Linked DNA regions of Homo sapiens: all the other regions are linked to region 1. A link is an interaction called in ENCODE POLR2A ChIA-PET data of the cell type or tissue named here. Cell type or tissue: HepG2. All regions are shown on one strand.

Evidence for each region. ChIA-PET counts read pairs that join two places held together with the same protein. Peaks named below come from ENCODE experiments on the same cell type or tissue, not always from the same donor. Only the 100,000 strongest peaks of a DNase experiment are listed, where the experiment ranks them.
Region 2: POLR2A ChIA-PET joins it to region 1 with 5 read pairs; 1 of 35 experiments calls an interaction of 5 or more read pairs at or near these places.
Region 3: POLR2A ChIA-PET joins it to region 1 with 5 read pairs; 2 of 35 experiments call an interaction of 5 or more read pairs at or near these places.

Annotation. Positions count from the first base shown.
Region 1 is chr3:148,599,310-148,603,309 of GRCh38, reverse strand. No RefSeq gene overlaps it. Among named protein-coding and RNA genes, the nearest start is that of AGTR1, 97 kb to the left of the region's middle. RefSeq lists a cis regulatory region at 917-930 and an enhancer at 852-996. In HepG2, no CTCF peak of the experiment used is centred here; DNase peaks (open chromatin) are centred at 909, 2,159 and 2,669; H3K4me3 peaks cover 1,577 bases.
Region 2 is chr3:149,213,487-149,217,486 of GRCh38, reverse strand. All of the region lies in intron 1 of CP (ceruloplasmin), which reads left to right. Among named protein-coding and RNA genes, the nearest start is that of CP, 6.3 kb to the left of the region's middle. In HepG2, no CTCF peak of the experiment used is centred here; DNase peaks (open chromatin) are centred at 1,166, 1,826 and 2,556; H3K4me3 peaks cover 3,448 bases.
Region 3 is chr3:148,478,985-148,482,984 of GRCh38, reverse strand. No RefSeq gene overlaps it. Among named protein-coding and RNA genes, the nearest start is that of LINC02046, 200 kb to the right of the region's middle. In HepG2, no CTCF peak of the experiment used is centred here; no DNase peak of the experiment used is centred here.

The DNA of each region.
Region 1 (4,000 bases):
ACACACACAGCCCATACACAAACCCTCACCGATATTGAGTGAATTCTAACTTCAGGACTAAGTTGTTATTAAATCTTTCTTTTTCTCTAACAGTGTTTTCAAAATTTCTTTATTTGTATTCACATTTTGAGATTTTTACTGTATTCATGTATCACTTGTACTATTATTTACTTAACATTTTTTTCTTAAAACAACTTACTTTTAAAATTTATCAAAGAGAAATCTCATTATCACTACTATACCATCAGTATCAATTGCCATAAAGAGATAATGAAAAAATAATAACGTTGGTAAGTTCTAGCTAGATGTTGTTGACTACCAAATGTTCTAAGCCTGAAGCTTGCTTTCTCTCTGTTAAAACATTAGATATTAAAGGCTAGCCCCCAAATGAGACTTTCTTTACTGAAGAAATTAAAGGATTGAAGCAAATTAGAAAAGAAAATAATTTTCTCATTATAGGTTTCTGATACCATTATTTGCCTGATTAGAGTACCACCTGATATTGTCTGGCATACCATCGAGAGTTGTCTCAAATACCAATAGTATCCCAGGCTGTGGGAGGCCTTGCTGTTTTCCAGTTGCCACTGCTATTTTGGTCTCTGCTTCTTTTGTTTTAGATAGTAGAATGAGAAAGAGTGGGGTACCTTAGTAATATGTGTTTTTCTACTTTCTTCAATGGGTAAGAAATATAAATAATGAGGAGTCTGAGATATCTAATCCATCAAAAGTGAAAATAATTTAGTAAACAATCTGTACCACTGGTGTAAACTGGCAACTCCACGTAAAAAATGTCACCAGTAATTGAACATCTCTTTCCTGTACTGCTCAATAATGTCCCAGAACTGAAAGACAAACATGAACTTAGGATTGGAAGCTAATAAATGAGACACTTTTCCTGGGAGGCTGAGGGTAGCAGGGTTAATGAATTACAGATGAGATTGTTTACATGAGTGGGTGCTGTTTGCTTTCCTTGACATCAGTGCTATCCTTTCCAGTCAGAGTAAGTTCACTGACAATAGAAGTGGGGAAGAGGAAACCAACCTAGCTCTAAAACAATGTTTAATTCCTTTTTAAATCTGTAATTCCAAAAGAATGTTTATGTTGCCTTTTTCTACTGCTGGGGAAAGGTTAATTTCTAGTTGGCTTTTAGTGCTACAAACTTGCTATTCAATAAGAAATATTTCCAAAACAACACGTTCTAGTTCAAGGCCAAGGCTGGTGTGGGCTTCTGTGTATGTGTAGTGGTGTGTGTATACTGCACTTTTCATAAATCCAAGAGAAATTTTAGAAGCCATTGTACGATCTGGATGAGTTAGGGGCTTAAAAGTAAGGAAAACAGGACTCTGCCTCCTCCTGTCTCACACTATTAGAATTCTCATGATCCAGAAGGGTAGTTCAGAACTACTGAACTAAAGACCCACTCAGAGTTGGCCCTGAAAAATAGTGGTGAAAGGAACTCACCACAATGTGTAGAGCTTTGGGTGGTCCATGTGGCTGAACTCTTATTCTGGAAGGAAAGATGGCTTAATGTATGAATGTACTTGATTCATAAACTGTGGCTAATGAACTGGTCGACTGGTCATGAATTTGAAATGAACACTTTTGGTGACAAAGGAGGTCTAGGGAACAGGTATATAGATGGATCTATTATAATGGGCACAGAGGGCAACACATTTGTGATTCATGTAAATGCTTACCCAAGGGCTTCATCTGTGAGGGCTTTTAATCATTAGGTAGATAATTGATCCCATCATGGATGTCAGACAGCTTCTTATTCCAGCACACTAGTGCCTGTTGGATGGGTCCACTACAAAGTGGCCCTGACATCAAGAATGGAGATTATGTGTGAGCTCAACAACAGAATCTTGCTCTCATCAAGGCTGATCTGGCTTCTAGACACTCAACTGAGTGTGCAATTTGACTGCAGAGAGGACAGCAATGAGTTCCTGCATCACATATTAAGGGAACGGCTGGCAACCTGCTCATCATGGAGGAGGCAGCAGTTGTCCACACAGGGACAAATGTGTATTCAGGAACAGATCTGCCTTTCCTGCTGGCTTCTGCCAGCATCTTGATTCATGGATTACAGATTGCTGTATCCATGGCAATCCACAAAACATTACCTTTGACCAGGAGATTTGTTTTAAAGCAAAGGAAGTGAGACATTGGACTGATGCCAGTGGAATTCACTTTGATCTTATTTGCGTTAAGGCCAAAACACTTACCTTGATAGAAGAGTACAATGTCCTGAGGAAGCTCAGCTACAGTGCGAGCTAAAAACATACTCTGTGAGATTTGGTACCATTTTACAAGATGCAGCTAATACCCCTTAAGCCAGCAGCTAATATTTGACTCTATCTACACAGTCAGAATATAACATCTAGGGACAAAGGAATGGAGATGAGATTGGCTGCTCTCACTATTTTACCTAATAGCCTACTGGTAGAATTTTTGATTCCTGTCCCCATAACTTTGTGTCTATGGAATTTAAGGTTCTAGGGAGCATTGCTTCTAAAAGGGGACACAATCATAATTTTGATAAATTAAATGCTGAGACTCCTCATTGTTTATTTTGGGTTTTAAATGCTTCTGAACCATCCATTCTAGAGCTTCTGATTGGGTTTAGTTAATGAATAGCTCTAGTGAGAGACTGGAGGGAGGAAGAAATGTGAAGTCAGGGTATTTATTTTCCCAACCATGTCCTTGTAGTTAGAAGAGTTGGGGACCATCTGGTCTTCACTCCTCTTCTTGTAGGTGAGGAACGTGAACTGAGAGGTACATGAACTGAGAGGCAAAGCTGTGATTTATATACAAAGAAACAATTTAAAAAGATTTTATTAGGTCAAAGCCTCAGGTAGGGTCTGGATAGGCCAGGGGCTGTAAAATCAAGTGATATCTTATGCCATCAAATGTCAAACAGGTGGGGAGAAGTGGTTTGGTAAGTACAAGTGTATCACACAAATTATTGGGAACTGGAGAGGGCATCATCCCCCTCAGCACTTTCTACTTAGCCTCAGCTGATTGCCACCAAGTTGGAAATGCAGTGCCCAGTGCTGTCAGACTGAGTTTTCTAGAGAAGCCAGAAATATGGATATTTGTGTCAAATGTCTGATTTTAAAGAACAGTTCACTTTAGCTTTAAACACTGAAAACCCTGGCAAAATAAACAGATGATCAGTGAACCACATAAGCTGGTATAAGCTACCACTGAAGAATTTTACTAAGGATCTGTGTGATTAGATCTGCAGTGAGAGATACCCCACCAATAGCCCTAGGGAACAGACTGGGCAGGAGCGGGGAAGACAGGACAAGGAGGCTAGTGGAGAATCTACTGGCATCCTCTAAATTAGAAATAATAACGTCCTGAAGAGCAGCAGGACTTAGGAGGAAGGCTTGGAATATAGAGATCATAAGAAAGAAAAATGATATCTGGGTGATAAGAAACAAGGAGCTCACTAATATAATTCTCAGGGTTTTGTCATGTATAAACATGAAGATTTTGGTGCCATTGACCAAAGTGTGGAAAGCATGAGGAAAAGAAACTAGGTGTGCAGACGAGGTCGGGCATCTAGAGAGGGAGTTAGCGTGTTCAATTGGAAATATGAACTTTGAGGTGTGCAGGCTGTAAGGCAGCTAGAAAGTTGGGTGTGGCGTTTTGAAGTTAGGTCAGCTGGAGAAACAACTGAGCTTTGAGATCCTGCTGATCAGAGAGGTGAGCGCTAAAGATAGCTAAGTGTAATACCCCAGGAGCATCAACTTTTAAGGTGGCATTAATTTGATTTATTAGCCCACAGAAAACTTTTTAATGATAATGCATCAACAGAATGCATACAAGAGCTCATCATTTATAATATGTGCTGGGAGGAATGTAGAAAACAATATATGATTTTTCTGGTAAATTAATTGCTGCAATATGTGAAAAAATGGTCTTCATATGCATGTTTTTATTTTGTAACAAAACCAAAAATTACCAAAATAATAATTTAGAGGAATCTTTTTTT
Region 2 (4,000 bases), 610 kb before region 1:
ATGTTAGTTGGCGGCTTCTGATTGGTAAAGTCTCTAGTTACAGATTCGAAGTTTCATTTTACTGTTTACTACATTGAATTGGGTTTTGGTTTGCTTACGTAGGAACCCAAGGCGCTGATGTTGTCTCAGCCTAGTGGCCTCCCAAGTTATATAGCATCCCTTCAAAAATGATTTTTAAATTTTTAAATGATTCTTAAATAGGTACAATTACTAGCTAAAATTTTCTGGAAAATTTACTTTAAATGACTCATTCTCCAAGGTTGCCAAATAAAAAATAGCAAGCAATAGGGCTGGGCGTGGTGGCTCACACCTGTAATCCCAGCACTTTGGGAGGCCAAGGCAGGTGGATCACAAGGTCAGGAGTTTGAGACCAGCCTGGCCAACATGGTGAAATCCCGTCTCTACTAAAAATACAAAAATTAGCTAGGTGTGGTGGCGTGCGCCTGTAGTCCCAGCTACTCAGGAGGCCAAGGCAGGAGAGTTGCTTGAACCCAGGAGGTGGAGGTTGCAGTGAGCCGAGATCACGCCGTTACATTATAGCCTGGGCGACAGAGCAAGATTCCATCTCAAAAAAAAAAAAAAAAAAGCAAGCAATAGCTAGTGCAGTACACTTCCAAACACTTCACACAAGACAGCTTGTATGGAAGAGCTAATTAAGTGACTAACATTTCACACTGACCAAATTCCATTTATTATCAAGTTCCTATTTCTCCTGAGAACACAGACAAAAGAAAATTCACTAGGTACTGCATTCATGCTGCGCCAGTGGAGGAAGGCTGGTTAGAACCGGCAAATCACTTGAATTTGTGTTATATATACCTAGGTTGAGTCTCTGCCATATTCTTGCAGCAGTTAATTTTTGACTGTTTTCCTTATGATTCTTGTTTATGGTAGGCAGCATTTCCAAAGTGGCTCCCAGAAGAAATCCTATCCTAAATCTCCAGAACCTGTGAACAGGATGAGACATCACTCTCATGATTTATGTTTTAGTCAGTGAGATTATCTGAAGAGTCCACACACTGAAGCTGACTTGAAGATGAAAGGGGCCACCTAGGAGGGCATACGGGTGACCTTAAGAAACTGGGAGAGGCTCTCGGCCCATAGCCAGCAAGCAAACAAGGATTTTAATTCTATGACCCCACTGAACTGAATTCTGGCAATAACCCAAATGAGCTAGGCAGATTTCTCCACAGAGCCTCAGATAAGTACTCAGCTCAGCAGCCCCTTGATTTCAGCTTGGTGATGCCTGAGGCAGTGAACCCAGCCACACCATGCCAGACTCTGACCCATAGAATAGTGAGATTATAAATGGGTGTTGTTTTAACCTACTTTGTGATAATTTGTTATGCAGCAATAAAAAATATATGTCTCAATTAATGAAGTCAAAAATCCAGAAACTTTTCACCTATAATACCCAAGTTTTGGGAACCACGTCTAAGCATAAACCAAGATCACTTGAGTGAATTCTAAATTTATGGGAGGGAATAGCATTATTAATATCTTACCAAAGCAATACTAAAAAATAGTTATGCTACTATTAAAAACTCATTTCTGGGTCTAAGACTACCAGAAATTATAGGAGCGGGCTTTTCTTTTTTTAAATAAGGGGCTAAAAAGAGAGAATGTGATTGATTACTTGAAGGGAGATATGTCTACAGTAATGAGTAGAAAGGAACATACTACAGTTGTCAACAGGAAGAACTACAATTAAATGTGAATTATTTGGTTGAAAGAACAGCTATAATAGATTCTTGTGGCTGAATATCTAACTGGCAAACTTCCTGCAAGCTTCCAGTAACTGGCCCTTTGTCCTCAAGCTGTGCTGTCGAAATTAAATAGAGAGCCCCTAATGACCTTTTAATGTTTATTTGGAGACAAAGCATAAACAAATAGACTTCTCCCAAAGTGTCACACAGTGTAAAATATTTTCCAGTTTGGTTAAGACAGTTTTTTTCACAATAAAAGGCAAGATGCAAAAAGCAGTTTGCATATTGCAATGTGTATAAAAGGAATTTCAGATGTTAAAACGCCTAGATATGTTATACCTTCAGATCAATAATTTTAAAAGCAATTTTAACCCCCCCAAAAAACTTTGCCTAGAAAAATTAGTTACAAAGCCTAGGCAATATAGGTCTTGGTCTTGGTCTTAGGTATTTGTTTATGGCAATGCTCTTCCTATTTTAGGAAATGATTAATACAGGAGCATTTCAATGCAATAAAATCATTTTGACAAAGCCTGCTATAGTTTATCAAAATAGGACATGATGTATGCCAAAGTGTATTTACATTCAGAAAATATAAAGAAACATTTTATTTAAATGAAGCCTTAAGAATTTGAGGGCTAACTTTTAACTTTGGCCTATGTAAGATGTGTACCAATAGGACATGGTAAAGCATGGAGTAAAGTCTCCAAATATTATCAAATCAATCTCTCAGAAATAAAAGTGTGTTCAGACTCTTAAGAAAATTTACCCTGGGGCTTAGACAAGTCTCTGTGAGATTGATTGGTCCAGGGTTCCGGTGGGACCAGAGTGGAATTGTACCTTTGTACTGTAGACTTTGCAGCTGCAGTTGTGTACCTAACTGAAATTGCACTCTTATTGACCTCCTCTCAGTCATATGGACTGAATGACTCTCTGCTTTTAAACTTAGTAGTCTTTGATGCAACAATTTTGCTGTTGTTAAGACATATATTTATTAAGACTCTTTCTGTGCATTCCTTGCTATGGGTTTAGGGACAGAGTTCACCCCAGTGTCTTGCCCTTTTCCCATGCCTACCTGTGTCCATGAAGTCTCTCCCAATCTTTTCCTATTTTGCTTTAACAAATTGGGAAATGGCAACAAACAATTAGAAAGTGAAAACAAATAGAAAAAATGAGGGTATACTCACAGTTTTGCTGCTCCACACAGGCTGCAAATAATGACACTTTATTTTTCTAACTTCTAGCTTAGCCCTCCCACCAGGACAGGGGATGGACAGGGAAACATCATCTCAGTCATTTTTTTAGTGAATAATTTTATCTTCTTTGGGAATTCGGGTTTATACAATTCAGGAAAATTGGTATTCCCAGTGTATTGGTATATGGTAGTGACTAGGAGGAAACGCTCATCATAGAAATTCCTTGATCAATCCAGAGAATGGTGACTCTTATTTTCAACACCTGCTCACTCTGCCCAAACTCAGCCACCAGGACCATTGCCAAGTGGCCATGGTACCTGGCCCCAGCACTCAGGCTTAATCTATATAGCCTCCACCGCAGAGGTCCTGCCACTTCCAGGTATGACCTGGAAACCGAGTTTTCTACCTTTCTGTCTCATGGTATCAGGAATCCCACTGCTTCTGGGATTGGGCAGCTCTCTTAATCTTCAACCTTAGAGCCTCTTCAACACAGGTTACCCAGGGCCCCAGAGCAGACTATCTCATCAAAACACACCAGTGTGTTGGTTAATAATGCAGATACCTGGGCCCTGCCCCAGACCCACAGAATCAGAATCAATGGAGTTGTGTCCCAGGAGTTTGCATTTCACTAAGTTCATCAGTAGATTCCTGTGCATATTCAGACTTAAGAAACATCAGGCCTTAGACTTTTGAAAAACCACATCTTTAAATTCTGTAGCAGTGAAAGTCCAGAGCTCTCACACAAGCTCTGCTCTTGTCTTAAAGAAGGGAAAGAAAAATATATCTCACTTTTACCAGTGAGCTTACAACTGAGGAAACAAGACAAAACTTATTCCTCAGTCAGATTACTCGGCCCCACAAATGTTGAGTAGAAATTGGTAAAGTATCAAAGATCAATAAGATGAAAGAAGGCAACACACACACACACACACACACACACACACACACACACACACCCATGATGATGAGCAGTTTTTATTCAAATGGAAGAGCCTTGGTTGTGGAGGGGCTTGCCAAAGGCCAGAATCTAAGTGGGTCCTGCCAAATGGCAACATGATGTTGCCCATGAATAGATCCCACTGGGCTATATAAGCCTTCAGT
Region 3 (4,000 bases), 120 kb after region 1:
GTGTGGTGTTATTTCTGAGGCCTCTGTTCTGTTCCATTGGTCTATATCTCTGTTTTGGTACCAGTACCATGCTGTTTTGGTTACTGTAGCCTTGTAGTATAGTTTGAAGTCAGGTAGCTTGATGCCTCCAGCTTTGTTCTTTTGGCTTAGAATTGTCTGGGCTATGCAGGCTCTTTTTTGGTTTCATCTGAAATTTAAAGTAGTTTTTCCAATTCTGTGAAGAAAGTCATTGGTAGCCTGATGGGGATGGCATTGAATCTATAAATTACCTTGGGCAGTATGGCCATTTTCATGATATTGATTCTTCCTATCCATGAGCATGGAATGTTCTTCCATTTGTTTGTATCCTCTTTTATTTCCTTGAGCAGTGGTTTGTAGTTCTCCTTGAAGAGGTCCTTCACATCCCTTGTAAGTTGGATTCCTAGGTATTTTATTCTCTTTGAAGCAATTGTGAATGGGAGTTCACTCATGATTTGGCTGTCTGTTTGTCTGTTCTTGGTGTATAGAAATGCTTGTGATTTTTGCACACTGATTTTGTATCCTGAGACTTCGCTGAAGTTGCTTGGCAGCTTAAGGAGATTTTGGGCTGAGATGCTGGGGTTTTCTAAATAGACAATCATGTCATCTGCAAACAGATTCAATTTGACTTAGTCTCTTCCCATTTGAATACCCTTTATTTCTTTCTTTTGCCTGATTTCCCTGGCCAGAACTTCCAATACTATGTTGAATAGGAGTGTTGAGAGAGGGCATCCTTGTCTTGTGCCATTTTCAAAGGGAATGCTTCCAGCTTATGCCCATTCAGTGTGATATTGGCTGTGGGTTTGTCATAAATAGCTCTTATTATTTTGAGATACGTTCCATCGCTACCTAGTTTATTGAGAGTTTTTAACAGGAAAGGCTGCTGAATTTTGTCAAAGGCCTTTTCTGCATGTATTGAGATAATCATGTAGTTTTTGTCATTGGTTTTGTTTATGTGATGGATTACGTTTATTGATTTGCATATGTTGAACCAGCCTTGCATCCCAGGAATGAAGTCAACTTGATAGTGGTGGATAAGCTTTTTGATGTGCTGCTGGATTGAGTTTGCCAGTATTTTATTGAGGATTTTCACATCGATGTTCATCAGGGATATTGGCTTAAATTCTCTTTTTTTGTGTATGTGTATCTGCCAGGCTTTGGTATCAGGATTATGCTGGCCTCATAAAATGAGTTAGGGAGGATTTCTTCTTTTCCTATTGATTGGAATAGTTTCAGAAGGAATGGTACCAGCTCCTCTCTGTACTTCCGGTAGAATTTGGCTGTGAATCTGTCTGGTCCTGGATATTTTTTGGTTGGTAGGCTATTAATTATGCCTCAATTTCAGAACCTGTTATTAATCTATTCAGAGATTCAGCTTTTTCCTTGTTTAGTCTTGGGAGGGGGTATGTGTCCAGGAATTTATCCTTTCTTCTATATTTTCTAGTTTATTTGCATAGAGGTGTTTATACTATTCTCTGATGGTAGTTTGTATTTCTGTGGGATCAGTGGTGATACCCTCTTTATCTTTTTTTATTGCATCTATTTGATTCTTCTGTCTTTTCTTCTTTATTAGTCTTGCTAACGGTCTATTTATTTTGTTGATCTTTTCAAAAAACCAGCTCTTGGATTCATTGTTTTTTTTTTTTTTTTTTTTTTTTGAAGAGTTTTTTGGGTCTCTATTCCCTTCAATTCTGCTCTGATCATGGTTATTTCTTGTCTTCTGCTAGCTTTTCAATTTGTTTGCTCTTGCTTCTCTAGTTCTTTTAATTGTGATGTTAGGGTGTTGATTTTAGATCTTTCCTGCTTTCTCTTGTGGGCATTTAGTGCTATACATTTCCCTCTATACACTGCTTTAAATGTGTCCCAGAGATTCTTGTACATAGTTTTGTTCTCATTGGTTTCAAAGAACATCTTTATTTCTCCCTTTATTTCATTATTTACCCAGTAGCCATTCAGGAGCAGGTTGTTCAGTTTCCTGGGCAGCTGGGCAGTTCTGAGTGAGTTTCTTAATCCTGAGTTCTAATTGGATTGCACTGTGGTCTGAGAGACAGTTTGTTGTGATTTCTGTTCTTTTACATTTGCTGAGGAGTGTTTTACTTCCAATTATGTGGTCAATTTCAGAATAAGCGTGATGTGATGCTGAGAAGAATGTATATTCTGTTGATTTGGAGAGTTCTGTAGATGTCTATTAGGTCTGCTTGGTCCAGAGCTGAGTTCAAGTCCTGGATATCCTTGTTAATTTTCTGTCTCACTGATCTGTCTAATATTGACAGTGGGATGTTGAAGTCTCCCATTATTATTGTGTGGGAGTCTAAGTCTCTTTGTAGGTCTCTAAGAACTTGCTTTATGAATCTGTGTGCTCCTGTATTGGGTGCATTTATATTTGGGATAGTTAGCTCTTCTTGTTGAATTGATCCCTTTACCATTATGTAATGACCTTATTTGTCTCTTTTGATCTTTGTTGGTTTAAAGTCTGTTTTATCAGAGACCAGGATTGCAACCCTTTATTTTTTCTTTTCATTTGCTTGGTAGATCTTCCTCCATCCCTTTATTTTGAGCCTATGTGTGTCTTTGCACATGTGATGGGTCTCCTGAATACAGCACACCAATGGGTCTTGACTCTATCCAATTTGCCAGTCTGTGTCTTTTAATTGGGGCATTTACCCCATTTACATTTAAGGTTAATATGGTTATGTATAAATTTCATCCTGTCATTATGATGCTAGCTGGTTATTTCGCCCATTAATTGATGCAGTTTATTCATAGTGTCAATGGTCTTTACAATTTGGCATGTTTTTGCAGTGGCTGGTACTAGTTGTTCCTTTCCATGTTTAGTGCTTCCTTCAGGAGCTCTTGTAAGACAGGCCTCGTGGTGACAAAATCTCTCAGCATTTGCTTGTCTGTAAAGGATTTTATTTCTCCTTCACTTATGAAGCTTAGTTTGGCTGGATATGAAATTCTGGGTTGAACATTCTTTTCTTTAAGAATGTTGAATATTGGCCCCCACTCTCTTCTGGCTTGTACGGTTTCTGCCGAGAGACCCACTGTTAGTCTGATGGGCTTCCCTTTGTGGGTAACCCGTTGGCTGCCCTTAACATTTTTTCCTTCATTTCAACCTTGGTGAATCTGACAATTATGTGCCTTGGGGTTGCACTTCTCGAGGAGTATCTTTGTGGTGTTCTCTGTATTTCCTGAATTTGAATGTTGGCCTGCCTTCTTAGGTTGGGGAAGTTCTCCTGTATAATATCCTGAAGAGTGTTTTTCAACTTCGTACCATTCTCCCCATCACTTTCAGGTCCACCACTCAAATGTAGATTTGATCTTTTCACATAGTCCCATATTTCTTGGAGGCTTTGTTCATTTCTTTTCACTCTTTTTTCTCTAATCTTGTCTTCTCACTTTATTTAATTAATTTGATCTTTAATCAGTGATATCCTTTCTTCTGCTTGATTGAATCAGCTATTGAAGCTTGTGTTTGCTTAGGTTGGGGAAGTTCTCCTGTATAATATCCTGAAGAGTGTTTTCTAACTTCGTACCATTCTCCCCATCACTTTCAGGTCCACCACTCAAATGTAGATTTGATCTTTTCACATAGTCCCATATTTCTTGGAGGCTTTGTTCATTTCTTTTCACTCTTTTTTCTCTAATCTTGTCTTCTCACTTTATTTAATTAATTTGATCTTTAATCAGTGATATCCTTTCTTCTGCTTGATTGAATCAGCTATTGAAGCTTGTGTTTGCTTCACGAAATTCTCATACTGTGGTTTTCAGCTCCATCAGGTCATTTAAGCACTTCTCTACACTGGTTATTCTAGTTAGTCATTTGTCTAACCTTTTTTCAAGGTTGTTAGCTTCCTCGTAATGAATTAGAACATGCTCCTTTAGCTTGGAGAAGTTTGTTATTATCGACCTTCTAAAGCCTACCTCTGTCAACTCGTCAAACTCATTCTCCATCCTGTTTTGTTCCCTTGCTGGTGAGGAG